Regions from separate parts of the Homo sapiens genome. Here region 1 is linked to region 2. A link is an interaction called in ENCODE POLR2A ChIA-PET data of the cell type or tissue named here. Cell type or tissue: B cell. All regions are shown on one strand. Links, peaks and the distances in the headings refer to the core of each region. The heading gives the core; the rest is flanking DNA.

Region 1 (14,456 bases), core at 5,451-7,950, 810 kb after region 2:
TCTTACGAAATGCCCAGAATAGGCACATTTAGAGAGACAGAAAGATTAGTGGCTGCCTGGGGCAAGGGAAGCTGAGGAGTGACACTAAGGATTTGGGGTTTCTTTTGGTGGGAGGTGAAATGTTCTAAATGTGATTGCAGTGATGGTTGTACAACTCTGAATTGTACACTTAACGGATTTTATGGGATGTGAATTATAGCTCAGTAGAGCTCTTAAAAAGCAAAAATCCCAGCCAGGTACAGTGGCTCACGCCAGTCATGCCAGCACTTTGGGAGGCTGAGGAAGGTGGATCACCTGAGTTCAGGAGTTTGAGACCAGCCTGGCCAACATGGTGAAACCCCATCTCTACTAAAAATACAAAAAATTAGCTGGGCGTGGTGGCACGCACCTATAATCCCAGCTACTCATGAGGCTGAGGCAGGAGAATCGCTTGAACCTGGGAGGTAGAGGTTGCAGTGAGCAGAGATTGCGCCATTGCACTCCAGCTTGGGCAACAAGAGCAAAACTCTTATCTCAAAAAAAAAAAAAAAAAAATCCCTTACAGTACTAAAACAGAACCTGATCACATGAGTTCAGGAGTTCGAGACCAGCTTGAGCAACACAGGGAGAACCCCATCTCTACAAAAAAAAATTTTTTTTTTAATTAGCCAGATGTGGTGGTGTGCACCTGTGGTCCCAGCTACTTGGGAGGCTGAGGTGGGAGGATCACTGGAGCCCAGGAGGTGGAGGCTGCAGTGAGCTCTGATGGCACCACTGCACTCCAGCCTGGGTGACAGAGTGACACCATATCTCAAAAAAGAAAATTAATTAAAGGAGAACTTTGTGTTTCTTGATGAAGAACCTTGAGGCTTGGGTGTGATGGCCTGTGGCTTCTAGGGCACGAATTGAAACTTTTTGGAAGTGTTGGGTGGTTCTCCCCCAAACATGCTGGTGTGGGAAGCAGGGAATTCCCCAGGTGTGTGTCACGAAGCAACCTCATGTTGTAAAGGAATTGATACGGATGGATGGATGTGTGTGTAAAAATGATCAGCCAGGTGAGGTGGCTCATGCCTGTAATCCCAGCACTTTGGTAGGCGGAGGTGGGTGGATCACCTGAGGTCAGGAGATCGAGACCATCCTGGCCAACATGGTGAAACCCCGTCTCTAATAAAATACAAAAAAAAAATTAGCTGAGCATGATGGCATGCACCTGTAGTCCCAGCTACTCAGGAGGCTGAGGTGGGAGAATCACTTGAACCCAGGAGGCGGGGGGTGCAGTGAGCCGAGATCGCACCACTGCACTCCAGCCTGGGTGACAGAGCAAGATTCCGTCTCAAAAATAAATGTTCTAGACTGTGGCATCCCCAGGAAAAAGGATTCCAGGAATCCTGAACTTTCTGTGTTATCTATTTCCACCATGTTTTGATGTGTGCAATGAACATGTGTCTCTTTGTAATTAGGGACATCAAAGACGTCAGACTGGATGGCGAGTCCCAGTGAGGCGATGTGGGCAGAGGAGCTCCGAGCCGCCCACCCAAGGTGGCTTCACATCCACACAGGCACTTCCCATCCACCTAGGTTTGGCTTAGCAGAAACTTCTTTTCATTCTTCCAAAGCATCGATGGTCTTCGCGTCTCCTCAGGAGGTCTCCCAGGAGGAATTCTTGGATGGTGTCCTCATGTCGGCGGAGAACAGTGCTCAGAGCTGGCGCTTGCAGACGCAGCTGTCGTGGGGCAGGGCGGTGGCGCCTTCCTGACCTTTGGAAGACATGACAAAGCTGCCTGGACACGGACGCCCCTGCTGTACGGCCACAGCACCCCTGGGTTTGCAGAGCACGCAGCCTTCCTAGGGCTTTCCACCTGGCGAGGCCCCGCTCTGCTCAGCACGGTGCAAAGTGAATGCTGCTGTCTTGGAGCCTGGGCACGTTTGGGGAAGTTCCTGCTTCAAACTGAGCTGCCCCGCATAGGCCAGGTCAACCCACACCAATCTCTTCTGGACAGGTGCTGGGTAGGCCTTCCTGGTCTCTGGCCGCCTGCTGCCAGGGTGTGGCCATCCCCAGCAACCGGAGCTGGCCAAACCAGAGGCCTCGCTCCGCACTCCACACTTTCCTTTCTGTGCTCCTTCCAAGTTAAATTAAACCCCCTCTCCACGATTCCCACGGCAGGCGTCATTCCCGAGATGGGAGCCAGTCCAGGGGTCAGCAGGAGCCAGCGCTGGGCACACGTGCCCTGGCTGAGGCCAGCGGCATCCTGGGTGGCCCAGGTCCATCCTGGGCAGCAAAGGCGTGTCCCCTTCTGTCAGACAGCTTCACAGAGTGTGGCTTCACCAGTCAGAGGGAGCAGTCCGGAGAGGCAAGATGACCCCACCGGGACTGCAGAGCCTCCTCCTTACTAACAAGGACCTGTCCGCAGCCGCGAGGTCCTTCACTCCCACCCTGTAATTGTGGGGGGAGTGCCAGCAACAGGCCTGTCCCCTGGCAAGTTGGCCACGGAACCCACCATGCACTGCAAGGCTGTGACAGCCTGGGCACCCCTGCTTCTCCTCTGCTTGTACGGTTCCCCCAATAAATCCTATTTTCCATCTCACCGTGTGGAGCTGGTACTTGTTCACATCCCTCTTGCAGCAACAGTTGGCCGCCGTGAAACCACACTCCGTCACATCTCCATGCCAGTGCCCAGGGGGAGACCCCTCCCCATGCCTGGGCTGTTACAGTCACCTGGCCCAGACGTAACCTGGACCAAGAGTGGACGGAGACACCTGGGGTTGGGGCCTCTGGAAGGGCTGCTGGGGGGCCAGCTGCAGCCTGTGGCCTCTCCCAGGCCCGGATATGGCAGGACATTTGCGTCGTGTTGCTGGAAGAGGCAGGATGCTCTGTTCTCGCCATTAGCCTGCGTTACGCCTAGACTCATCTGCATAAGCCTGGGCAAGTGGCACCCCTGGGCCAAGGGCAGACTTGCCCACCCGTCCATCCTTTGCCTATGGCAGAGGACACACAACACAGTGGCTGCGCTTTGGGCACTGTTCTCGGCCCTGAAGCATCCTGCCCCGAGGCTGACCTAACTGCCCCCAGCTGGACTCATGGCCAAGGCTACAGACCCAGTACTCCAATCCCGACTCCCACTGTGTGGTCCAAATGTGTACGCCCACAGGAGGCAGCCATGCCCGAGGAAGGTACTTGCTGAAAGATGGTCCAGTTCATGCCGCCACCAGCTGGACCTCTGATCAGGCCCCCTGCAGAAGGGGAAGCTCTCCACATGCCCAAGATACGAGAGAAACGCCCGGGTCACAGCAGCCTGAGTCACTGCAGCCTCTGCTACCTGCCAAGCCTGCGCCCTCCACCTGTGGGCTCCTTGCCTCTGTGATGGGGCCTCCACGGCCAGCATCTTCCCGCCATGGTCACATGATGCCATGCCCTGCTCTGGGCACCCCTAAGCGGGTATGAGGCGAATCAGAGGAAGAATATCGGCTTCTCTTCCCTTTTGGATATTTGCGTCATTGACCGGGACTGGCCCACTCTTCCTCTGCCTCACGCCTGCTTTGACCTTAGAAGACAGACGGCAGCTCGCGTTGCTGGGCTGAGATTCTCCAATGGACGTGAATTTAGATGATGCTGTTGCCTTGGGTGGCTTCATGGCCACCAACCCGCACCCTGGTGGCCACTCAGCCATGACAAGGGCCTGACAGCCACTAAGTGAGCTTCAGAGCCTTCCCCTTGCAAAGTTCCAGGGCCACCAGATGTCGCCTGCCCAGTCACTGTCACAGAGTTAAAGCGTGCGGGTGAACGCTGGCCGCGGAGCGTGCAGCCCGGCAGCAGCTCAGCGGGGCAGCTCCTGCTTCCAGCCCTGCCTCTGCTGGTGCTTCGCCCACAAACCCTGCTGTATGACATTTGCACCACATGGTGTGTGTCCGTGCCCTTTGACATGACAGTGCCAACAACATCTCATGAAATTTAAAATAAATCCCCAAGGCATCAGAAACGTATCAACTAAGAACTCTAAGTTTGAAAATGGGGGTGGGGCAGTGGCCAGTTCCGGGAGCCCCTGGCCCCCCGGGACCTGACCCACAGTCATAAGGTGGGCCCCATTCCCCAGTGGTCCCAGCCTAGCCTCCTGTCCCACCTCCTCTGCCAAGACAGAGTGGCACAGGACCCCTGTCGCTCAGGCCAGCAGGTGTGTCTCTGAGCTGGCCGTGGGCACTGACCGCCCTCCCAGGTCCCCTCCAGTGCCAGCTCTTCTGGCTTCCCCTCCCAGCCCCCTTCGTGAGCGCCTTGATCCAGCCCAACCTTGGAGTGGGGGTTGGTGATTTGGGGGCTGGACCTCAGCCCTCTTCTGCTCTGCCACTTTTGGGGTTCACGGTTTGTCAGCCCTCCCTTCTGCAAATGAGACCTGGACGTCATGTCCAGCTGCCTCCTGGGCCCTGCCCGGCATCTCCCATAAGCACCATGCAGCACAGGTGGCAGAGGGGATTGTCCTCCATCCTCTTGTCTGAGGGAGGAGACCACAAATGAGTGAGACAGTCATCCTCGCTGCCCTGCCTGTCCTGTGTCCCATCAGTCATCAGGGCCTGCCACCTGCCTTTGTCTTTTATTTATTTATTTATTTTTTAAGATGGAGTCTCGCTGTGTCGCCCAGGCTGGAACGCGATGGCGTGATCTCAGCTCACTGCAACCTCCACCTCCCTGGTTCAAGCGATTCACCTGCCTCAGCCTCCCGAGTAGCTGGGACTACAGGCGCACGCCACCATGTCCAGCTAATTTTTGTATTCTTAGTAGAGACCGGGTTTCACTGTGTCGGCCAGGATGGTCTTGATCTATTGACCTCGTAATCCACCCGCCTTGGCCTCCCAAAGTGCTGGGATAACAGGTGTGAGCCATAGAGCCCGGACCATCAATGGCTTTTAGTAAGTTCCTAGGGTTGTGCATCCATCACAACTATCTCATTCCAGAACATTATCATCACCCTGAAAGGCAGCCGCTTCCCCATTAGCATTTCCTCTCCTCTGCCTGTTTTCCTTTATTTTTTTTAGTTTTATTTTTTTTGAGGCAGTCTCACTCTGCTGCCCAAGTTGGAGTTGAGTGGTGTGATCGTGGCTCACTGCAACCTCCACTTCCTGGGTTCAAGCAATTATCTTGCCTCAGCCTACCGAATAGCTGGGATTACAGGTGTGTACTACCACACCCAGCTAATTTTTTAACTTTTAGTAGACGAAGGGTTTCAAAATCTTGGTCAGGCTAGTCTTCAACTCCTGGGCTCAAGCAAACTGCCCCCCTCAACCTCCCAAAGTGCTGGGATGACAGGTGTGAGCCACCATGCCCGGCCCCTCTGTCTGTCTCCTTCCCTCGTGTGCTAAGGAGCTGATGGGGCCCCTTTCTCTAGAGTGTAATGCTGAGAGGATCTGGAGAATCCGGGGAAGGCACTAGGACAGCAAAGGAGACCCTTTCCTGGGTCCCCGTATTCATAAACATTCCCATCCCTCAGCCCCTCACTCACGCAGGGCACTGCCACTGGCAGGTGTGGCCACATCAGTCTCCAAGCCTGTCATCCCTCAGCCCCTCACACATGCAGGGCACGCCCACTGGCAGGTGTGACCACAGCAGTCTCCAAGCCTGTCATCCCTCAGCCCGGCACTCACGCAGGGCACAGCCACTGGCAGGCGTGCACAGCAGTCTCCAAGCCTGTCTCCCGCCTGCATTGTCCCTCTGCCAAACCCGGCCCCATCACAGCTCAGCGAGAACAGGATGAGCTCAGCGCACACGCCAGCTCACACACCTGCCCAGGCACACTTTCCCCGGCCTCCTTTTTGAAACAGTCTCACTCTGTCACCCAGGCTGGAGTGCAGTGATGCCACCTTGGCTCACTGCAGCCTTTAACTCCTGAGCTCAAGCAATCCTCCCACCTCAGCTTCCCAAATAGCTGGGACCACAGGTGTGCACCAGCACACCCAGCTAGTTTTTTAATTTTTTTTTTTTTTTTTTTTGAAGCAGAGTTTCACTCTTGCTGCCCAGGCTAGAGTGTGGTGGTGTGATCTCGGCTCACTGCAACCTCCACCTCCCAGGTTCAAGCGATTCTCCTGCCTCAGCCTTCCAAGTAGATGGGATTACAGGCATGTGCCGCCACCACCCCCGGCTAATTTTGTAGTTTTTTTTTTTTTTTTTTTTTTTTTTTTTTTTATAGAGACAGGGTTTCACCATGTTGGTCAGGCTGGTCTCGAACTCCTGACCTCAGGTGATCCGCCCGCCTCGACCTCACAAAGTGCTGGGATAACAGGTATGAGCCATGGCCTAATTTTTTAATTTTTTGTGGAGACAGAGTATGTTGCCCTGGCTGGTTTCAAACTCCTGAGCTCAAAAGATCCACCGCCTCAGCCTCCCAAAATGGTGGGATTACAGGTGTGAGCCACCGCTCCTGGCTCTAAAAGTGGAAATCGAAGCGCATAACACCTGCCCCAGGTGTACTCGCCCTGTTTTTCCCATCAGGTGCGACTACCTGGTTCAAGGACCAGAAGCCAGACGTACCCAAGGGGGTTCTCAGGAGACAGAGGGTATGAGAGTCCCTGGCCTCAGGCTGCTAGCACCAGCCACGGTTGCCTCCAGATACCCGTTCCACCGGCCCTCCAGCCACCTGCTCTGCTTCCCGGCCTGCGTGGCCAACAGAACACATCCGGCTGCCGAGGAAGGAGGCCAATCACCCCCTTCCCCATACTGAAGCCCCAGAGGAATGGGCCCAGCTGGAGGCACTTAACCGTAGCCGGGGCCATTTTGTGCACAGGGCCTACCAGGCCCCCACTGACGAGGAGGGTGTTGGACCTGAGCGGGCTATCACTGCAGCCTTTGGGGGTCCACAACCTGCCTAATGAGCCTCGCCCCTCACCACCCCCCATCCTGCCAGCCCCTCTGCGCTCCAGCACACAATTGCTGCAGAACAAATCACTAGTAATTTATCATCTCGAAACAACACCCACTTACCTCATGGCTTCTGTGTGGCAGGAGTCCGGGGAGGGGACTGCTGAACCTCTGCTCAGGGTCTCACAGGCTGCACTCAAGGTGTCAGCCAGGGCTGGGATCTCAACCGAGGCGCGAGGTCCCCTCCTGAGCGCATGTCGTTGTGTGCATAATCTTTCTCGCAGCTGTGGAGCCGATGGCCATATGCTTCTTTGGCATCAGGAGGGGGCGGCTCTGTGGCTTCCAGCCTCTTAAAGGGTGCACCTGAGCTAGCCAGGCTCGGCCAGATCAACCTCCCTTCTGATGAACGCCAAGTCACCTGATTAGAAACCCCGGTCACACCTGCAGAAATCCCGCCACTGCAACACCACGGGAGAAGTAGAAAGAAAAAAAGTAAAAAGTCCTTCCACCGGTGCCACACAGAACAATCACAGGAGAGGTGGCCCATACTCCAGGGAGGGGGTCATGGAGCACAGAGACACCGAGGGGGGATCCTGGGGCCACCTCAGAATCCCGCCGGCCACAGCTCCCAGCCCACCCCTCACTAATCACCAAACTCCCTCCCTGACCTGGGAGGCGGTGTTGGGGGCCCTCCTGTGGAAGTGCCTTGGCTCGGAGGGACCCCACTGGGCTGTGCCCTGCCAGCCATGTGGTTCCAGACAAGTCCCTGTGGGCCCCACCCTCCCCCGTACTGCCCAGTCTAAGGCAGGAAGCCTCGGGGGCTGTGTGGGGTGCCCAAATGGCCCTTCCTGGGGTCCTGAGAAGAGGCCTGCCTGGACCTCACAGATCTGCTGGGGAGGCGGGGGTCGTGGGAAGGCCCCGGGGGGCAGGCCAGGGACCAAGCCGTGTCCCCCGTGAGGCCCGAGGACAGCATGGGATGCCAGGACCCAGAGGCCCCCACCTGCTCGGTGCTGCCCAGCCCTCTCCTCACCTGTTCCGGCCCCCACCAGCCCCTGGCTTGCCTCCGAGGTGCCCATCCACCCCTGCGGGGGGGTGGGGGTGCCGCGCAGCAGGGAGGAGCGGCCTCTACTGTCTCCCTCGGTGTCTCCCGGAAAGATCCCAAGCCCCAGGCCGGGGAGGGGCCGCTTCTGCCCAGTCCCTCCCTCCTCCACGCCTGACACCTGTGGGGCCAGTGCAGGAGCCCCACCTGTGTCTACACCGCCCTCCCCTCCTGGATTCCCTGTCACTCCGGCAACAGGAACAGTTGTTCTGAGCACTTGTCATGTTCGAGGCAAATACTCCTCCTTTCTGTGAAGCAATGTGGGGTGGGGGTCCTCCTTCTATCCAAAGCTGAGGGCCCTTCTAGTGCCCGTCAAGCCCTCGAGGTGGGGATGGCGGGGTAGGCAGCTAGGAGGGACTAGGCCCCCCTGAGGGGGGCTTCCAGTCACCCCTCATTCAGACTGAGTGGAGACCAGCTGCGGCCTTCCTGGGGACAGGACACCCCCAGCCCTGCCAGCGAGTGAGCCCTCACCGGGCCTGCAGGCCTGAGGCAGGGGGAGCCGGGGAGCGGGGTGAGCCGCTGAAAGTCCGGGGGGTGGGCACTGCTTTTTAGACAGCAGCAGGTCAAAGTCAGGAGGGTGAGGGTGGCCAGGACTCTGAGGGCAATGAGGGTCCCCGGGACATGCGAAGCCCCGCATCTGCCATGGTGCTGGGGGAGGGGCCCGTGGAGGAGGGGGTGGGCGGGGTCGAGCAGGTGGCTCACCTCCTTGTTCCGCCTTCCAGGAACCAGGTCATGGTCGTCCTCACTTGCTGGGAAGGGCGGGACTGGCTCTGCTCGCCCCCACACCAGCCCCCAGACCAGCTAAGGCTCTTGGTCTCTCACCTTCCAGGGGTCCCGTGCCCCCCCACCCTACTCAGGCCATGCACCACTGACCGGGCCTGGCCCTACCTGTGGACAGCCTCCCTCCCCAGGGTGCAGGAAGGGGCCTCTCTCCATGGAAAGTGAAGCCTCAACCTGAGCAGGAGGAACAGGAAGAAAGGGCTTGGCTCACCCGCCCCCAGCCCCTGGAGCTGCCCGTGTGGGCCCCTTCCTGCCCCTGTGCAACAACACAGTGAGCTGTTCGGACAGACAGGCAGACAGACAGACAGACAGACTCCTGCATTCAGAAAGAGCCCCAGCCCAGCCAGGGCAGGGCAGCTTCCAGCAACTCTTGCAGACATTTTGGAGGCCAAGGCCGCTAGCGCCCCAGCAGCCATTCCGAGCCGACTGGCCTGGGGCCCAAATGAAGCCAGCCAGCCCTGGGCACTCCCGGGCCCTGCCAGCCTTGGGGTCCTCATCTGAGAAGGGCGGGTCCTGCAGGCCAAGCCACTGGGGTGACAGCCAGTCATCCAGCATCCCCATGGGAAAACCCCTTCAAATCCACCCAGGAGCTCAAGGGCTGAGTTGAACTCTGAGTTTCCAAATCAGGGCCCCTCCCTGGCTCTGCCCACGCTGGTGACCAGAGCATCTAGGACAAGCCGGCAGCAAGTGACCCCATCCCACCGAAATAAGCCTGGCTTTGGTCATCTCGCCCCCTGCTGTGTCCCACTGTCACCCATTCCTCAGGTGGTGGGGGAGGCGCAGAGGAACCAGGCAGCTAAGGAGGCAATGGCGGGCGGGGCAGACAGCAGGCTGGAGGGGTAGAGATCAAGGAATGCTTCTCAGAGGAGGCAGCTCTGAGCTCCGCAGCACAAATTTATTAAGTGAAGATGTAGGGAGAAGCACATCAGGCTGAGGGAACCGCAGTACAGCAGCCCAGAGCGGAGAAAGGACCGGACCTGGAAAACCAGGAGGAGATCATGCTGGGGTGTGGGGAATGTGGTGGGGGTGAGGTCACGGAGGGAGGCATGAGCCAGCCCAGGCAGCACCTTGAAGTGTTCTGAGAGCTTCCAGAGCATTCTTTTTTTTTTTTGCCCCTGCTCCCTCACCCAGCCTGGAGTGCAGTGGCGCGATCTTGGCTCACTGAAACCTCCGCCTCCCAGGGTCAAGGGATTCTTTTGCCTCAGCCTCTTAAGTAGATGGGATTACAGGCGTGTGTCACCACGTCTAGCTAATTTTCGCATTTTTAGTAGAGATGGTGTTTCACCATGTTGGCCAGGCTGGTCTCGAACTCCTGACCTCAAGTGATCCACCCACCTCGGCCTCCCAAAGTGCTGGGGTTACAGGCGTGAGCACCTGAGCCTGGCCAGTTTCCAGAGGATTCTTATCGGACCAGAGACACAATCTGATTTAATGTTTAATGACTCTCCAGTCATGTATCTGATAGTTCAGTGTTTAATTACCAGAGAAAAGACTGGTTGCTGGCAAGGATGGCAAAGGGTGAGTGTGAGGAGTTAGACGTCAATCGGGTGAGCAGTTGTCCAGGCAAGAGCAGGAGGTTCCAGCCAGGGTGTAAAAGAGACCAGAGATTGTTAAGAGATGTTACACGTTAAGTTGTGTCCTCTAAAATTTACATGTTGAGGCCAGGTGCAGTGGCTCACGCCTGTAATGCCAGCACTTTGGGAGGCCAAGGCAAGTGGATGACTTGAGGTTGGGAGTTCGAGACCAGCCTGGCCAACATGGCGAAACCCCGTCTCTACTAAAAATACAAAAACTAGCCGGATGTGGTGGCGGGTACCTGTGATCCCACCTTCTCGGGAGGCTGAGGCAGGAGAATCACTTGAACCCAGGAGGCGGAGGTTGTAGTGAGCCCAGATGGCACCATTGCCCTTCAGCCCGGGTGACAGAGCGAGAATCTGTCTCAAAAATATATATATACGTAAAAATAAATAAATAAAATTCACATGTGGAGGCCAGGCGTGGTGGCTCACGCCTGTAATCCCAGCACTTTGGGAGGCTGAGGCAGGCGGATCGCTTGAGCCCAGCAGTTCAAGACCAGCCTGGGCAACATAGCGAAACCCCATTTAAAATAAAAAAATAGGGGCCGGGCACAGTGGCTCAAGCCTGTAATCCCAGCACTTTGGGAGGACGAGGTGGGTGGATCACAAGGTCAGGAGTTTGAGACCAGCCTGCCCAACATAGTGAAACACCATCTCTACTAAAACTACAAAAAATTAGCTGGGCGTGGTGGTAGATGCCTGTGATCCCAGAAACTTTGGAGGCTGAGGCACGATAACCGCTTGAACCCGGGAGGCGGAGGTTGCAGTGAGCCCAGATCACACCACTGCGCTCCAGCCTGGGCCATAGTGCAAGACTCCGTCTCAAAAATAAATTAATTAATTGAATAAAATAAAAAAATAAGGCCAGGCGTGGTGGCTCATGCCTGTAATCCCAGAACTCTGGGAGGCTGAGGTGGGTGGATCACCTGAGGTCAGGAGTTCGAGACCGGCCTGGCCAATATGGTAAAACCCTATCTCTACTAAAAATACAGAAAAGTAGCCGGGCGTGGTGGTAGACGCCTGTAATTCCAGCTACTCAGGAGACTGAGGCAGGAGAATCTCTTGAACCCAAGAGGTAGAGGTTGCAGTGAGCGAAGATCACGCCATTGCACTCCAGACTGGCCAACAAGAGCGAAATTCCGTCTCAAAAATAAATAAATAAGCTGGCCGGGCGCGGTGGCTCACACCTGTAATCCCAGCACTTTGGGAGGCCGAGGCAGGTGGATCACAAGGTCAGGAGTTCAAGACCAGCCTGGCCAAGATGGTGAAACCCTGTCCCTACTAAATATACAAAAATTAGCCGGGTGTGGTGGCACATGTCTGTAATCCCAGCTACTCGGGAGGCTGAGGCTGAGGCAGAGAAGTGTTTGAACCTGGGAGGCGGAGGTCGCAGTGAGCCGAGATCATGCCACTGCATTCCAGCCTGGGCGACAGAGCGATTCTACATCTCAAAAAAAAAAAAAAAAAAAATTAGCTGAATGTGGCAGCACGCCCCTGTGGTCCTGGCTACTTGGAAGGCTGAGGTGAGAGAATTGCTTGAGGCCAGGAGACTGAGGCTGCAGTGAGCCATGATCACACCACTGCATTCCAGCCTGGGCGACAGAGCAAGACCCTATCTCAAAATAAAAAAAAAAGAAAAGAAATAAAAGGTGACAGGGCAGGGGTGGAATTTGGACACAGAGCTGCACACATGAAGAACACCGTGTGAAGATGAAGGCAGTGAGAGTGAGGCTTCCACAACCAAGGAAGGCAACACAGAAGAAAAGAGTGGGATGGGCAAGGGAGGAGGGACTGGGCCAGGTGCCGTACCCGGCAAGCCCGCGGTCTTGGTGACTTAACCCACAGATGTTTGTTTTTCAGTCATTCAGAGATTTGTGCCGAGACTTCCGGTTGGCAGGCACCTTCCACCAGGTCACTCGGGGATCCAGCTCCCTCCACCCTCCCCAAGGTATCCCCTCCGCTCAGTTGGTGAATGGAGAAGAGAGAAGCTGAGGCTGTGGCAGGCCAGACCTGGCAGGGACTTTCCAGGGATCCTGTGAAAGTGTTCTAGCCCGATATGGTGTGGCTCACACCTGTCATCCTAGCACTTTGGGAGGCCAAGGTGGTGGATCACTCGAGCTCAGGAGTTCCAGACCATCCTGGGCAACATCGGTAGACTCTGTCTCTATTTATTTGTTTGTTTATTTTTATTTTTGTTTTTTTGACATGGAGTTTCAGTCGTCACCCAGGGTAGAATGCAATGGTGCCATCTCGGCTCACTGCAACCTCTGCCTGCCGGGTTCAAAAGATTCTCCTGCCTCAGCCTCCCGAGTAGCTGGGATTACAGGCATGCACCACCATACCCAGCTGTTTGTATTTTTAGTAGAGACGGGGTTTCACCATGTTGGCCAGGCTGGTCTCAAACTCCTGACCTCATGATCTGCCCACCTCGGCCTCCCAAAGTGCTGGGATTACAGGTGTGAGCCACTGCACCCAACCAAGAATGAACCAACCAACCAACCTACCTACCTACCTACCTACCTTCCTTCCTTCCTTCCTTCCTTCCTTCCTTCCTTCCATCTTTGAGACGGAGTTTCGCTCTTGTTGCCCAGGCTGGAGTGCAGTGGCACGATCTCGGCTCACCGCAACCTCTGCCTCCTGGGTTCAAGCGATTCTCATGCCTCAGCCTCTTAAGTAGCTGGGATTACAGGCATGAGCCCCCACGTCCGGCTAATTTTGTATTTTCAGTAGAGATGCGGTTTCTCCATGTTGGTCAGGCTGGTCTTGAACTCCCAACCTTAGGTGATCCGCCTGCCTCAGCCTCCCAAAGTGCTGGGATTACGGGCGTGAGCCGCCGTGCCCGGCCCAAGAGCCACATTTCTAACAAGCTCCCCGGTAATAATGGCGCTGGTCCAGGCTCCGAACTTTGAGTACTGAGAGATGCCACTCCTGCTATTCCCCCGCTAGCCACACCTCATGTAGGGGAAGTGGGGAAATGAGTCTAGTGTTTGTGCAGGAGCTGGAGGAACTGGGATCAGTAAACACAGGTAGGGAGTGCAGCTAGGAAGCAGGCAGGAGGAACACAGCTGTCCCAGGAAGGGGGACAGGACAAAGTATCATTGCTGCTGAGGATGGGTGAGGTCACAACTGGGACTTGCAGCCCCTCAGCAGGGGCCTCTTTCTGAACCCCTGGGAAGGCCCCGAAAGATCCCCCAGGGCTGCTCTCAGGGTCTCAGAGGGGCCCACGAACCCCTACCCCACCCATTCCTCATCCAGCTGTCACCCAGGAGAGGTGGTCCACTGACCCACCGCCCTCCTGAAGACAGAGTGTGGAGGTGAGGCCTGGCCTGGTTCATCTCTCCCAGGGCCTCCCCAGCGGCCTCCAGGGGGACCCCCTGCCCACAGATTTCTGGGGCTTCCTTTTGCCTTGGTGGCCCTGATGTGCCTCTGCCATGAGGAGTGGGCCCCAGGTGGAACACTGTCACCACCAGAGAGATGAGAAAAAGGAAGGAAGGGCCGGGCAAGGTGGCTCACGCTTGTAATCCCAGCACTATGGGAGTCCGAGGGAGGCAGATCACCTGAGGTCAGGAGTTCCAGAACAACCTGGCCAACATGGCAAAACCCCATCTCAAGATTGCAGTGAGCCGAGATGGCGCCAATGCACGCCAGCCGGGGCGACAAGACAGCGACTCTGTCTAAAAAAAGAAAAAAAAAAAAGTCTCTACTAAAAATTCAAAAATTAGCCAGGCGTGGCGGCGCCCACCTGTAATCCTAGCACTTTCGTAGGCCGAGTGGGGGGGCAGATCACCTGAGGTCATGAGTTCGAGACCAGCCTGGCCAACATGGCAAAACCCCGTCTCTACTAAAAATACCAAAATTAACCAGGTGTGGTGGCACCCACCTGCAATCCCAGCTATTCGGGAGGCTAAGGCAGGAGAATCGCTTGAACCCAGGAAGCAGAGGTTGCAGTGAGCCAAGATCGCGCCACTGCGTTCCAGCCTGGGTGACAGAGCAAGACTCCGTCTCAAAAAAAAAAAAAAAAAAAGCAAGAAGACCAAGGGCAGCTGAGCAGCCCCAGGTGGAACCCAGGCGTCCTGACTGCACCGGGTCTGGCCCTGACCCAGAGCTCCCGGCAGGAAAGGGCTGGGCTCAAACACGGCCACCCTGCACCGCCTTAAGAAGGGCAGGGCTGAGCCTGCTC
Region 2 (14,456 bases), core at 5,430-7,929:
GGATAACTTCACTTGTTTTTATTAGTTAGCATGAAGAATCAAACCAATATATAAATTAAGTATTTATTTCAACATTCTAGAAAAACACCTGTAAAATAAACCCCCCAAAAAAGATGGAAGGAAATTAGAAAGTAAAGAGCAGAAATTAGTTACTTTAAAAGAAAGAGTAGGCTGGGCCTCAAAAAAAAAAAAAAAAAGAAAGAGTAGAATTGATGAATAAAATCGAGCTATTTAATAGATATAGTTGCTAAGATTTTTCTAGGAAAAACTTCTGGTAAGTGTGACTGAGAGAAAAGGAGAGAGAAAAAGAAAATATGGGACATTCAGATGAAGAATGAAGGTTTATTCACAGAGATGAAAAAAGTTAAAAATTATAAAAGAAAATTATGTGCAATTGTTTGCCTACATTTTTGAAATCTATATGGGATGCTTATATGTTACAAACTGTAAAAACCAATTCTAGAAAAAATTAAAACCCCAAATAGACCAATAACAAAAGAACACATTGAAAACGTATCAAAAGCCATGTCAGGAAAAGACACTTAATCCAGATCTTTTTGTGGACAAGTTCTATCAAATGTGGAAGAATCAGATAATTGTGATTTAATTTAGACTCTTACAAAACAAGGCTGGGCGCGGTGGCTGACGCCTGTAATCCCAACATCTTGGGAGGCTAAGGCGGGAGGATCCCTTGAGCCCAGGAGTTCAAGACCAGCCTGGACAATAGTGAGTCCCCCATCTCTATAAAAAAAACTAAAAAATTGCTGGGAGACTGAAGTGGGAAGATTGCTTGAACCCAAGAGTTCAAGGCTACAGTGAGTCGGAACCGCACCACTGCACTTCAGTCTGGGTAACAGAGTGAGACCCTATCTCAAAAAAAAAAAAAAAAAAAAAAGGGCAGGGTGCGGTGGCTCACGCCTGTAATCCCAGCACTTTGGGAAGCCGAGGCAGGTGAATCACGAGGTCAGAAGATCCAGACCATCCTGGCTAACACGGTGAAACCCTGTCTCAACTAAAATACAAAAACAAAAATTAGCCGGGTGTGGTGCCGGGCACCTGTAGTCCCAGCTACTCGGGAGGCTGAGGCAGGAGAATGGTGTGAACCCGGGAGGTGGAACTTGCAGTGAGCCGAGATCGCACCATTGTACTCCAGCCTGGGCGAGAGCCAGACTCCGTCTCAAAAAAAAAAAAAAAAAAAAAAAACAATTAGCCAGGCGTGGTGGTGGGCACCTGTAATCCCAGCACTTTGGGAGGCCGAGGCGGGTGGATCACCTGAGGTTAGGAGTTCAAGACCAGCCTGGCCAACATGGTGAAACCCTGTCTCTACTAAAATACAAAAATTAGCCGGGCGTGGTGGTGGACACTTGTAATCCCAGCTACTCGGAAGGCTGAGGCAGGAGAATTGCCTGAACCTGGGAGGCAGAGGTTGTAGTGAGCCGAGATCGAGATGGCGCCATTGCACTCCAGCCTGAGTGACACAGCAAGACTCCATCTCAAAAAAAAAAAGAGAGAAACGTTGCAAGGAAAGCACTTGGTGCAGTCCGGGGTAGTCAGTGATTGTTACGGTTACGCAGGGGTCTGTTTTGTTCATCGACAGGGATCCCTGCACCTGCCGTGAGGCCATGTGTGTCACTCTGAGGCTGCCGGGAGAGCCTGCAGCCAGGAGCCCTGATGCTGCCTCCTCCAATGGCTAAGCGGACACCCTCACTCAGCTCAGGCGCAGGAAGCCAGCACTGCTGAGAGCAGGCAACTGGCTCCGTAGGAGTGAGGATACTGCTCTGACAGCCACAGAGGCGCACATGACTCCCCCGTTAGCTCATCTTCTGTGTGGCAGATCACCTCTGCTGCCTTCCCGTCTGGGAGCACCTGAGTCACTGTGGTCACGTCTGCAGGCAACAGACAAAGGGTCCCCATTCGGGCAGGGATGGACACCTGTTTGTCCCGACCCACCCGGTAGGGCCTCAGGGCCACCATGGTGAGCAGGCTGAAGGGGGGTGACCTCTCAGGAGGACACCAGACTGCTGCACACCTGGACACCGGAGAGAGCTTACCTGTGATGTCACCCACGTGCTGGGGTGACTCAGTGCTCCTCTCTCGGGTGGAAGTTGCGTTCAGTGCTGCCGCAGTTCCTCCAACGTCTCCATGGCAACGTTCACACGGATTTCATAGAACATAAGGTGTTTGAGCTGGAAGGGACCTCAGAGATCGGCTCCTCCTGCCCCCTCATTTCATGGAGAGGGGAGCAGGCCCAGACAGGGAATGCCACGTGCCCAGGGGCACATAGCAAGCCGGGGACCCCGCGGAGGGCACAGACCGCTGAGCTCCAGAGGAGGGTCTTGGGAGGTGCCCTGGGGGCACAGGCCGTGGCGGCTTTGCCACTCCCTGGCTTGCTAAGAGCCCCTTGAAGTCCAACCCAGCTCTCTGCTGCTCAGCCACAGAGCTCTCGCTCGAGTGCCTGGCGGGAACAGGAGTAGGCAGGACAGGGCCCTGTCCTCAGGAGGCTCCCAGGCTGCTACAGCGGCCATGCAGCCGCTGGGGAAGGGCTGGAGAGCATCCAGGGAGCCAGAAGTGGGGCAGGAGGAGCCAGGGCAGGCTCCCTTGAGGGTGGGGCTCCAGGCAGAGTCTGGAAGCCTGAGGAGGCCTCACTCGTGCCTGCGCCCCCTCTCCTGGCACACAAGGGCCAGCCCGAGGGCCCCACTCTGGGGGCAGAGTGTAGGGAAGAGGCTGGAAAATGGGGGCCAGAAAGAGACTGTCCTGATCCATGGCTCCCAGGGGTCGTTTTGGCTGGGGGCTCACAGCACACATCCTTCCAGACACCCAGGACGGTCAGAAGGAACTGGCAGGAGTTAGAGGGCACGGTGTAAGGATGCCAGGGGGCCGGGCCGTCAGAAGGTAACAGGAGCGAAAGTCCCAGAGCAAGGCCCCAAGGAGACCCAGGGCGCTCTCTCCGCTCGAGGACAGGAACCCGTGGAGACCTTCCCCTCCCTGGAAGAGCCAGCTCTGCACCAGAAGGGTGGGGGGCTGTAGCACCCCTCCCAGGGGAACACGGACCTCACTCTCCGCCCCCAGCTCCCAGGGCCCATCTCAAACTCGGACCCTGTCTCAGGGACCTGCCCTGGCCCACAGGACTCCTCTCTTCTCCAGGTCTGAAGATGCCAAGAATCCGGACATCCCAAGGCCTCCCTGCTGAACTTTCCCACCATGCCGGCCCCCGCCTTGCCCTCGCCGGCCCCCGCCTTGCCCTCGCCGGCCCCCGCCTTGCCCTCGCTGGCTGCCTGTTCTAGTTTTTCTAGTTTTATTTGTTGTTGTTGTTGTTGTTTTTTGAGATGGAGTCTTGTTCCGTCGCCCAGGCTGGAGTGTGGTGGTGCGATCTCCGCTCACTGCAAGTTCCACCTCCCGGGTTCACGCCATTCTGCTGCCGCAGCCTCCCGAGTAGCTGGGACTACAGGCGCCCGCCACCACACCCGGCTAATTTTTTGTATTTTTAGTAGAGACAGGGTTTCACTGTGTTAGCCAGGATGGTCTTGATCTCCTGACCTCGTGGTCTGCCTGCCTCGGCCTCCCAAAGTGCTGCTGGGATTACAGGCGTGAGCCACCGCGCCCGGCCTTTTTTTTTTTTTTTTTTGTGGAGACCAAGTTTCGCTCTTGTCGCCCAGGCTGGAGTACGATGGCGCGATCTCGGCTCACCACAACCTCCGCCTCCTGGGTTCAAGCGATTCTCCTGCCTCAGCCTCCTGAGTAGCTGGGACTACAGGCGCCCGCCACCACACCTGGCTAATTTTGTATTTTTAGTAGAGACGGGGTTTCTCCATGTTGGCCAGGCTGGTCTCGAACTCCCGATCTCAGGTGATCCGCCCGCCCCGGCCTCCCAAAGTGCTGGGGTTTAATCCATCTTTAACCCACTGCAGCATCCCACTGGTCTCTGCCCATGGGCATGGACTCTGACCCTCCCCTCCCTGCCTCCAGGCCTACAGCTTCTTTCCTGAAGGTCCTCTCTGTTCCTATTATCCCTCCCCTGGGTGACTGCAACCCCCATCAATCTCATCTCCAGGCCTACAGGCTCCACCATCCATCCCCTCCTGCCAGTCCCCAATATTCCTGTAGCACAGCGTCCTCTGTTGTTCTGCTCAAAAGCCACGCACAGCTCTCTACTTCCCGCTGTACAATTTCCAAGCTCCTAGGAATAACACTCAGGTTTCCCTTCCCAGCTGACCCCATCCTACCTTACCAGCTTGATTACCTCCCGTTTCCTCCAAGGAACTGGGCCACACTTTGGCCACCTCGGCACAAAGTGCCCATCTCCTAGCACTCTCAGCCTATGCATATTGACTCCCTCCACCTGGGGACTGTCTTTCTCTCTCGTGTCGGACTCTAGCTCAATCCTCAAAGCCCAGTGCAAACCCTCCCTCCCCCAGAAGCCTTGCCCTCACTACTGATCACACTTGCCTTAAATCTTTGTTAGCAAGGACATGTCCTCCTGAAGTGAGGCCTGTGTTTCTAAGTCACATTTCTTTCTCTTTTCTTTTCTTTCTTTTTTTTTTCCCCAGAGTCTCGCTCTGTCACCCAGGCTGGAATGCAACAGCACAATCTCAGCTCACTGCAACCTCCTCCTCCTGGGGTCAAGCGATTCTCCTGCCTCAGCCTCCCGAGTAGCTGGGATTACAGGCGTATGCCACCAGGCCCAGCTAATTTTTGTATTTTTAGTAGAGACGGGGTTTCACCATGTTGGCCAGGCTGGTCTCAAACTCCTGGCCTCAAGTGATCTGCCTGCTCAGCCTCCCAAAGTGCTGGGATTACAGGCGTGAGCCACCACACCTCTTTCACCAATTTAATAACTGCTTATGGAGGCCCAGAGCTGGCTGCTGGGGACAGCAGTTGACCAAGACAAGCTGCTTCCTGTGCCCGGAGAGCTTACACTCCAGAGGGTGAAACAGATGGCAAACACAGCAACCAAGAGACATAATGATCAAAGATTCCGAGGCCTGCTGGAAGCCAAGAGAGGGGTCTGTGATGCAGGCACCCAGAGCTCCCCATTTTCAAGAGAAACCAGAGACTTGGATTTTTATGTAAACTCTCCTAATTTTAAAGGTTGCCAGCGCAAGCCCGTTTCCTCTGCTCTCTCAAGGCTCCCCTCCCCGCCTGGCCTCCCACTTTCTCCAGCGCGCCTGCCTCCTTCTCTTCCTGGGGGCCCCATCCGCACTCCTCCCCCTGCAGGATGCCCTACTTGCACCCAACTCCTCCTGCTGCCCGCGCCCTGGGGGTACCTGAGCAGCAGCTGGCAGGACGGGGTCCACTGGACTGGGAGTCCACTGCCCAGGACCCTGGGGCCAGTGCACAGCAGCTGCTGAGGCCCCCAGCTCAGACCCTGGGCCAGCCATCCTGAAAGAGGCCTTGTAGCGCGGGTGGACACCTGGAGTCCCCAGGGCTGCAGCTGCAGAAGCTAAATGCCTCTACCCAGGCCCAGTGCACACACACTGGGGGTTGGTCTGGAAGAGCTGGGGGGCCAGAGGAGTGAGACAAGGAAGGGTTCTGAGAGGGCTTCCGGGTTTGACCCCCAGCTCTGCCAGGTTCCTGGGGATTAAGTCTACAGGGATTTCTGCCATGGGACGGTTTATGTTCTCTGGAGCTGGAGATCACAGGAACAAATCCTAGCTCTGCCCTTCCTAGCCTGCTGACCTTGCACAGGCTCCTTGCCTTTCTGGGCCTCGGTTTCCCCATCTGGACACTGAGGGCAGTACCCACCTTGCAGGATAACTTTGAAGAGGTCGTGTGCCTGGCACACAACAGTGCTTGCTGTAGGGCAGGCTTCCACGGCCTCTGCCAGGCCCTCTCGAGGAATCACTCTGCTGGGCAGTGCCCCCCATCTGTGTTTTCTCAGGCCTCTGACCCGAGAGGCAGCCAATTGTTTGGACTCTGGGCACTGCCAGCTGGGAGGGCTCAGGTCTCTGAAGGGCCCAAGGTCCTGGTGACAGCTGTCAGGTCTCCGGGGACAGCTGGGTCATCTCTCCAGCTCCCAAAGAAACACCAAGAAGCCCCTGCATGCCAAGGACACCACCCCTCTGGACCACTGTGCCCCAGCTCTGACCACTGCAGTCCCATCTTCTCTGTGAGAGGGGGTGACAGAGCTCCAGTGCAGCCCAGGTTGGGGAGGTGGGTCTGCCAGGGACCAGCTTAGGATTTGGAGAATCGGCCCTGGCCACCTGAAGGTCCGAACCTGGAGGAGAAGGACAAGGGGCCAGCCACACAGCCTGGGCAGGGGCCTCTGCTTTCCACCTTTCAGACCCTGAGGGCAGAGTCCCGTGGGAGGGGACCCTCAGGGGGCCGGGGGCTGGCTGCCACAGCGACTTCCTCCTTCCCGCAGATCCCCAGGCGTGCACAGCAGGCAGAAGCTGTGGGGGAGATCGCAGCGCCCGCTGTGTCCTCCCGGTGACCAGCTGTCACCTGAGCCCAGGGCGCCTGCCCCAGCAGCCTGGTGTGTTTGCCAAGCCAGGGCTGGAGCTTCCTGGACCCGCCTACCCTGGAGGGGATGGAGCAGTGAAGGGCACCGGGCCAAGCGCTAGGCATCTGGGGCTAAGGAGACAGAAGCCCGCGGTGCCCGTCCATGCGGGCCCTCTGCCCCAGCACCCACATCTCAGGACACCCCTTCCTCCCAGGTCTGGCGGTCCAGTTTGGGGGTCACCGAGCTGGGGTGGTGTGCAGCCAGCAGAGGGGATTCAGGATCCCGGGGTGACTCCTGGCCCAGGCCTGTCACCCCACAGCTGGCTCCTGGCCCCAAGGCAGCCACGGGCAGGGGTCGTGATCGGGGGCGGGACGGGGCCCGGACCTCCTGACCGCCCCCCACCCCCCGCCGAGCGGGGGTGTATTTGCATGTCCCCGCCCCACGCACGGCATTGGCGGCGGCGGCGGGAGGCCGGGCCTGAGTGGCTGCGCGCCCGTGGAGCGGCGGGGGCGGGGCGCGAGCCGGGCGCCCGGGATGATGCCGCCGCCGCCGCCGCCGCCGCCGCCGCCGCCAGGGGAAGGGTTCGGGTCCGGGTCGGGCTCGGCGGGCGCGGGGTGCGGGACGGCCCAGGGCACGGCGGCTGCAGCGGGAGCACACTGAGCGCCCGCCCGCCATGTCCAGGAAGAAGACCCCCAAGAGCAAAGGGGCCAGCACCCCCGCTGCCTCCACGCTGCCCACCGCCAACGGGGCCCGACCGGCGCGCTCCGGGACTGCGCTTTCCGGCCCCGACGCGCCGCCCAACGGGCCCTTGCAGCCCGGCCGGCCCTCGCTTGGCGGCGGTGTCGACTTCTACGACGTCGCCTTCAAGGTGAGCCAGGCACCCGCCCCCCAGGCCAGCGCAGCAGGTGGCGCCCGGCCTGAGCCAAGGGTTGGGGGTCGGACAGGGGGTGCAGGGCCCGCGGCCCCAGGGCGCGGAGCCGACGCGGGAGGAACCCCGTGGGGCTTGCACGGTGCATCGTGCACACACAGCTGTCCATCCCAGGTCTGGGGTATCCAACAGCTGGCAGGGCCTGTCCCCCACCCCCCAGGCGGCATGGTGGCACAAGGGGTCCCGCGCCCCAGTGCCCTGGCCCCCGCCCGGGGTCTCACCATTTCCCGTATGCTGCCCTCCCTCAACCCAGCGGCTGTGGGCCTTTTTTTTTTTTTTTTTTTTTTGCTGGGGGGAAGAGGTTTGCCAGATGGATGGGGAACCCTGGGACTCCAGACCAAGGCAGAGGCTGTGTGGACTTGGCAGGGGGCTGGGAGGACCATTTTGGGTTTGGTAGCACAGGTTTCGGGGAGAAGGCCTGACTGCTGCCCACTTGCACCTCCCCCCAACCTCAGACTTGGCCCAGGTCCCTCTTCAGATCGAGATCTGATCCTAATGGGGCAAATTCCTCGAGCCTTGCTGGGGTCATGTCCCTACTGGGATGTGGAGAAGCCCCCGGCAGAGGCCTCCCCAAGTCTCTTAGGAGGTACCCAGCTGCCACCCCACCTGCTCCCCTCCCAGATGCTGTCCACCGTGTGGGGGTATGGACGTTAGGGAGGGTCCGGGATGCAGGTGGCTGCCCTCACTCCCCGCTGACTGAGACGGCCACTGTGCAGAAGGACAGAGCAGCCCCAGCCTTTCAGAGGCATACGCTGGGTGTCCAGCCCATCGGGGTCCCTGGCCCCGCTGAGCCTGCAGGCCTGGGCTGCCTCCCTCCACTCCTGCTCCTCACCTGCAGCCCCCTTCTGACCAGGCCAGCTCAGGGCAGACCAGACTCCCCCCAACCCTCCTGCTTGTCCTAGGTCATGCTGGTGGGGGACTCGGGTGTGGGGAAGACCTGTCTGCTGGTGCGATTCAAGGATGGTGCTTTCCTGGCGGGGACCTTCATCTCCACCGTAGGCATTGACTTCCGGGTGAGTGGAGGCCCTGGCCTGGCCCCACATCAGAGTCCCGCCGGTACCCGAGCAGCAAGTTCTCTCTGATCCCCATGGTACCAACAGGCTCGAGGCCTGGACCCCAGAAGCTGCCTGCCTCGACCTTCCAACACCTGGGCTGGTGGCTGCACCCGACAAGCATAGTTAGTTGCCCTATGCCAGGGGCTGGCATTACCGAGGGACCATATCCTGTGCCTTGGGGGAGGCGGACACTGTTGCCTACAGGGTGGTGGGTCAGAGGAAGTCAAGGGCCACGTCCACTTGGGGCCAGCAGTGCTGCCTCGGTACAGAGGCCTTACTGGGCCCTAGAAGCACATGCTCCCTGCAGAGCCTGAGCGAGGGTTTCCAGGGCTTGCCTAGGGGAGAGGACCCTGCTCTTGGGTGAGGAGCGCCCACCCCCACCCCCACCAGCTGGAATTCCTCGTGCTGAGGTGCCGGCTTGTCCTCAGCAAATCTTAAATTTGCATTTTTCTCACCCTTTAATTAGAGCCAGTTAGAGGGAGGATGGAGGAAGGGCTGTTCCAGGGACAGGAAAAGGGGCTCCCTCCAGTCTGGGGGTTCCAAGTCCCCTCAAGTCCTCTGGGATGGAGTGACGACTGAAGTGCCCGAGGGGGGCAGGCCAGTCCTGTCTGGTCCCCACTTCCCCACCTCCCTCTTGGCTCTCGGGCAGGTGGTAAGAGGTGAGGCCATTTGGTTCGCACTCTCGTTCAGGGTGCCAGGGAAGGCGGTGTCCTCCCCAGCCCAGCAGATGGCCCTGCCTGGTTCCCGGGAGACCCAGAAGCACTCTGACAGCAGGAGCTCAGGCTGAAGGAGGTGGCACAGGTTCCAGCTGCCCAGGGCCTCAGACTGCGGCTGAAGCCCCCCGCCCCCACCCCAACAGATGGGACTGGGGCTAGACCACTCCCTGCCTTACGTCTAATCGTTAACTGGGAGGGCCCGGCTGGGGACGCTGCCAGGCAGTTCTGGGATCTGCGGTTACTGCCTTGGGTCAGACAGGCCCAGGCCCAGCCCTGACAATCCCAGCAAGGAGTGGCTTTAATTTTTTATTCTTTTGAAGCAGGGTCTCACTCTGTCGCCCTGGCTGGAGTGCAGTGGTGATCATGGTGGACTGCAACCTCCAACTTCTGGGTTCAAGCCATCCTGAGTCTTTCAAATTAGCAAAAAGAGCTACTGGGAAGGCTGAGGCGTTGCAGCTCGTTAGTTACTGCACCCATTTGCAGATGAGGAAACCGAGGCAGTGTCAGTAAGAGGCCTGGTGGGGTCATGAGTTCAAATAAGTCAGCGTAAGAGGCTCTAAGCAGGAATAGTGCAGAGGCTGCCGGGAGAGGCCTGCACTTGCAGGTGTGGGTGAGGTCAAATTGGCTTAAGGGAAGCCTGCAGGGGCTGGGCTGGACCTGGGAGCTGGGAGGTCTCAGGGGACAGGAAGGCAGTGAAGCTAGTGGGACCAGAGGCTGGGCTGGGCCCATGCCAGAGCTGCCTGGTTCTGTCTGTTTCAGAACAAAGTTCTGGACGTGGATGGTGTGAAGGTGAAGCTGCAGGTAAGGTGACTGGCAGAGGACAAGTTGGGGGACAGGGGACACCAGGGAAGGGCTGGACAGCCTGACCAGTGCCTGTCGCTGCAGATGTGGGACACAGCTGGTCAGGAGCGGTTCCGCAGTGTTACCCATGCCTACTACCGGGATGCTCATGGTGAGCCCCTGGGTACCTGGGCTGGTTGGGGCGGGGGTCTGAGCACCTGAGGGTGCAGGTGATGGTGGATGTCCTCACTGCCCTCTGTCCCCAGCTCTGCTGCTGCTCTACGATGTCACCAACAAGGCCTCCTTTGACAACATCCAGGTCAGTGGCTTTCCTGGTGGGGTGAAAGGGCCCTGATAGGGCCTGACCCATCCCAACCTCCTTCTGGTAGATGGCATCAGGGTTCCAAAGGACCCCGCTGAGAGAGGGGAGGGGGAAATGACAGCCTTCTGGGCTGGAGGTGGCCCAAGTGGACCTGAGTGCCATTCCAGCTCCCTCAGCAGGAGGCTTTGTGTAAGGGACCTGTAAGGTGGGCTTCTGTATGTGGTACACGGGGGGTTATCACTTCTAAAGACAGGTATCCTGGCCAGGCATGGCGGCTCACCTGAGGTCAGGAGTTCGAGACCAGCCTGGCCAACATGAGGAAACCCCATCTCTACTAAAAATACAAAAATTAGCCGGGCGTTTTGGCACACACCTGTAATCCCAGCTACTCAGGAGACTGAGGTTGCAGTGAGCCAAGACTGTGCTACGGCACTCCAGCCTGGACAACAGAGCAAAACTGTCTCAAAAAAATAAAATGGGCTGGGCATGGTGGCTCACACCTGTAATCCCACCACCTTGGGAGGCTGAGGTGGGCGGATCACGAGGTCAGGAGTTGGAGACCAGCCTGATCAACATGGTGAAACCCCGTCTCTACTAAAGATACAAAAAATTAGCTGGGCGTGGTGGTGCGTAACTGTAATCCCAGTCACTTGGGAGGCTGAACCCTCCCAAGGTTCTCTGAACCCCAGGAGAATAGCTTGAACCCAGGAGATGGAGACTGCAGTGAGTCGAGATGGAGCCATTGCACTCCAGCCTGGGAAACAGGGCGAGACTCTTGTCTCAAAAAAAAAAAAAAAAAAAAAAAGATAAAGACAGGTGCCCTCTACAGTGTGACCTGGAGGGCCAAAGTTCTGGGGCATGGGGCAAGCCATGCAGGGAGCCCCAGCCTGGTCTGCTGCCTCCCACAGGCCTGGCTGACCGAGATCCACGAGTACGCCCAGCACGACGTGGCGCTCATGCTGCTGGGGAACAAGGTGGGAGGCCCGGCTGTCCTCACCTGGGCCACAGGGCAGGGCAGGTGAGGGGGCAGGGGCCAACCATGGGCCAGCTTTCACCAAGACCCTGTGCCTGGGCCAGGTGGACTCTGCCCATGAGCGTGTGGTGAAGAGGGAGGACGGGGAGAAGCTGGCCAAGGTGAGTCAGGGCAGGGGGGTGGTGAGGGGGTGCCCCTGGAGGCTGCGAGCCTAGGCTGTCCCCGCCAGGCCACCACCTGGCTGGCAGCAGCTGTTTACAGGAGTATGGACTGCCCTTCATGGAGACCAGCGCCAAGACGGGCCTCAACGTGGACTTGGCCTTCACAGCCATAGCAAAGTAAGTCCTGCCAGTCACCAGGACTCCCCCAGCCCAGGGCCTGAATCCTCATTAGAGTCCAGGCCATCGTGTCCCCTTGTCACCCCCACTCCGCAGGGAGTTGAAGCAGCGCTCCATGAAGGCTCCCAGCGAGCCGCGCTTCCGGCTGCATGATTACGTTAAGAGGGAGGGTCGAGGGGCCTCCTGCTGCCGCCCTTGAACCTGGCTGAGCTCAGTCCTCTGGAGGAAGCCGTCCAGTCCCTAGAAGGCTGGACAGAGGGTCTCCAGGCCCTTCTGACTTTGTTGCCCAGTGGCCAACGCCCGAGTGTCTGTTTTCAGGAGCCCCAGGTCAAGCCTTGTCCCTTCCTCCTCCCAGCAACAGTCCCAACAAGCAGGCTTCTGAGAGCCCGTGGCCGCACACTGGCCGCCACGGAAAAGCAGTCTTCTGCACGGGACGGGGAGCGGCAAGTGGACAGACTTTGCCACGGTGCTCTGCTGCCCCCTCCTGGGCACGTCCAGGTGAGGGAGGGCTGGGGCTGGCACCACGCACAGTGCCTAACCCTAGAAAAGCCATGTCTTCAGCCGCACATGCTCAGGCAGCTAAGGGAGGACGCCTGCCCACGCCTGGGACAGAAGGCTTCACTGCTAATCACATCGTGCATCTGTGTGTCCTGGGAGCTGCCTGCTCCCGGCCCACCCTCTAGGAGGCTCTGGCTCAAACAGCAATAGGGTCTTCCTCACTGACCTTGGAGGATGCCTGTGGCCTTGTGATAAAATGTGGGAAATCACAGAAAACACCAGAAACAACAACTGCCAGCCCGGCCTGGCCACAGGTGAGGTCTGTGATTTCCGAGCACGCTCCACCTTGCACTCAACTTGGCCTTTTGATTGCACAAGCCTTTGTTTTCAGTCCTAGTGAATAAAGTTGTGTTTTCTGGAGCGTCTGTCTCATCTGTTGAAAAAAATCCACTTCTAGAGCAGGATGCTGGAGTTTGAGAGACTCAGCAAGGCCCAGAACCCTCAGCAGGTGTGTGGCTACCATTCCTCCATGGCCCATGGCTGCCTCCCTAAGGAGGCACATGGGAACCCTAGGTGGTGTCAACTTCCCTCCACAAATCTCAAAAGCCTTTTTGGACTCACCCTGGGGCAAAAGGCATGAAAAACAGTATTTGACTGGGCGTGGTGGCTCACACCTGTGATCCCAGCACTTTGGGAGGCTGAGGTGGGCAGATCACCTGAGGTCAGGAGTTTGAGACCAGCCTAACACGGAGAAACCCCGTCTCTACTAAAAATACAAAATTAGCCGGGCGTGGTGGTGGGCGCCTGTAATTCCAGCCATTTGGGAGGCTCAGGCAGGAAAATCGCTTGAGGTGGAGGTTGTGCCATCGCACTCCCGCCTGGGAAACGAGCAAAACTCCGTCTCAAAAAAAAAAAAAAAAAATCACGGGCAGAAATGGAGAAGGCAATCCCAAGAGATGAAAAGTCACTGGTAACGAGCTTCCGTTTTCATGTCTGTACCCTTTTCCAAGATTGCCTGTGGATCAGCCAGACCTCTGGGGTGCCAGAATAGGAAAATAAAGACACTTGAGAGAAAACCGAATCAACTCACTACCTTTCTTTATTGCTAAGCACTTCAATAGACACAGCGCCCACCTTACCGCTAGGCCCTCCGGATTGAGGTTTACTTAGGTTCAAAACTTGCAGCCGGCTCGCGACGAAACCTGAAAGTCAGCGCCAAAATACAGACATTAAGTCCCCACTCCTTCGTTTCGGGCAACACCTGTTTCCACTCTCAGCTCCCCGTCAGGAGTGCGCACCCTCAAGCCTCAGTCTTGCTAAATAATCAGACTGCACGTGCAGTTTTCATACGAGGTGTCAGAAGTCAAAGCAATTCATCACAGACTGGGAGAATAAGGGAACCCAAGCCCGGCCCAGTCTTACCTGCAGGTAGCTGAGGGCCTGAGATTCGGGAAGAAACCTTTAAACGCTAAGGGACAAAGTGGTGCGTAGGCCAGGCCTGGACGCCCAGGGACCTGGCCGGCCTGCAGCGTTCGGACGGCCCTCAAAGCCACGCTCGTGGCTCAGTTCGTCCCAAGATCGTAGCACATGGCGAACGTATTAACAAACCTCTTCCCCCTCGGACTCGACCCCGAAAAGACAGGGGCGGGCGAGGCTCAAGCTTTTATAGAAACTGTCCCACCTCTGTCATTGGGCTATCCTGGCGGAAGTGCCCGCCTTCCCCCGCCGCTGGTACGCTCCGCTCCCTGCCGCGTTGTTTCCACCAATCGTACCGTGGCATTTCTTTTGGAGACGGTCTCTCAGACCCAGACCCGAAGCTCCTCCCTTATGCAGAGTCCGTGAAGCCTAACGGTGAGTGACGGATGAACAAAGCCAATCAGACTTCGATCTGCAACATAGAGTGATTCTGAAGCTGCCATTCCCGCCCCGCGACGACGAGGCCGCCGGAAGTCGTAGTTTCGGAAGTGCGGCGCGTGAGGCAGCCGTCCGGGCCCGGAGAGGCGGGGAACTACACGTCCCGGCGGGCGCAGCGGCCTGGCGCTTCCGGCTCGCGCGTCTAGTCCCTTTCCCGGCCGGCGGCCGAGGGGGCATCATGAAGCGGGCTGGCGGCGCTGCCGCTCCCGGGCGGCCGCGGGCGGGTGAGTGTCCCCGCGGCGCGCCCGACCCGGGGCTCGCGCCTCGGGACCGCGCGGTGGGGCGGGATCGGGCGCGTGGAGATCGAGGCGAGGCGAGGCGAGGCGAGGGGTCGGGCCGGGGCGGGGAGGGGGGGGCGGGGCTGAGACGGTCGGGGTCGGGGTCAGGGTCGGGGTCCGCGTCGCTGTCCGTCCGCCAGTCAGTAGTCCGTCCCTCGCTCCGTCCTGTTCTCGCGCAGTTCTTTACTCATTCCTTCTTCCTGCATTCCCCGAGA

What was found. ChIA-PET counts read pairs that join two places held together with the same protein. Peaks named below come from ENCODE experiments on the same cell type or tissue, not always from the same donor. Only the 100,000 strongest peaks of a DNase experiment are listed, where the experiment ranks them.
Region 1: POLR2A ChIA-PET joins it to region 2 with 5 read pairs; 1 of 35 experiments calls an interaction of 5 or more read pairs at or near these places.

Annotation. Positions count from the first base shown.
Region 1 is chr16:2,947,249-2,961,704 of GRCh38, forward strand. It overlaps FLYWCH1-AS1 (FLYWCH1 antisense RNA 1), which reads right to left and starts at 8,909. Exons shown (of 4, transcript XR_007064947.1): 1 at 8,622-8,909; 2 at 6,944-7,278. FLYWCH1 (FLYWCH-type zinc finger 1) reads left to right here. Exons shown (of 10, transcript NM_001308068.2): 10 at 1,440-3,960. The coding sequence ends at 1,479. RefSeq lists enhancers at 8,058-8,979, 8,980-9,899, 11,986-12,075, 14,264-14,456. In B cell, for the core only: no CTCF peak of the experiment used is centred there; a DNase peak (open chromatin) is centred at 6,647; H3K27me3 peaks cover 755 bases.
Region 2 is chr16:2,141,672-2,156,127 of GRCh38, forward strand. RAB26 (RAB26, member RAS oncogene family) reads left to right here and starts at 6,954. Exons shown (of 9, transcript NM_014353.5): 1 at 6,954-7,307; 2 at 8,270-8,380; 3 at 9,898-9,939; 4 at 10,024-10,090; 5 at 10,185-10,237; 6 at 11,149-11,214; 7 at 11,318-11,374; 8 at 11,475-11,551; 9 at 11,648-12,494. The coding sequence starts at 7,113. The coding sequence ends at 11,750. TRAF7 (TNF receptor associated factor 7) reads left to right here and starts at 14,111. Exons shown (of 21, transcript NM_032271.3): 1 at 14,111-14,187. SNHG19 (small nucleolar RNA host gene 19) reads right to left here and starts at 13,687. Exons shown (of 2, transcript NR_132114.1): 1 at 13,472-13,687; 2 at 13,111-13,251. It overlaps SNORD60 (small nucleolar RNA, C/D box 60), which reads right to left and starts at 13,434; the gene lies at 13,352-13,434. RefSeq lists enhancers at 1,450-2,201, 5,955-6,506, 6,507-7,056, 7,057-7,608, 7,609-8,160 and 5 more and silencers at 6,595-6,644, 6,655-6,924, 6,935-7,024, 7,115-7,284, 7,295-7,424 and 2 more. In B cell, for the core only: no CTCF peak of the experiment used is centred there; DNase peaks (open chromatin) are centred at 6,830 and 7,310; H3K4me3 peaks cover 1,521 bases.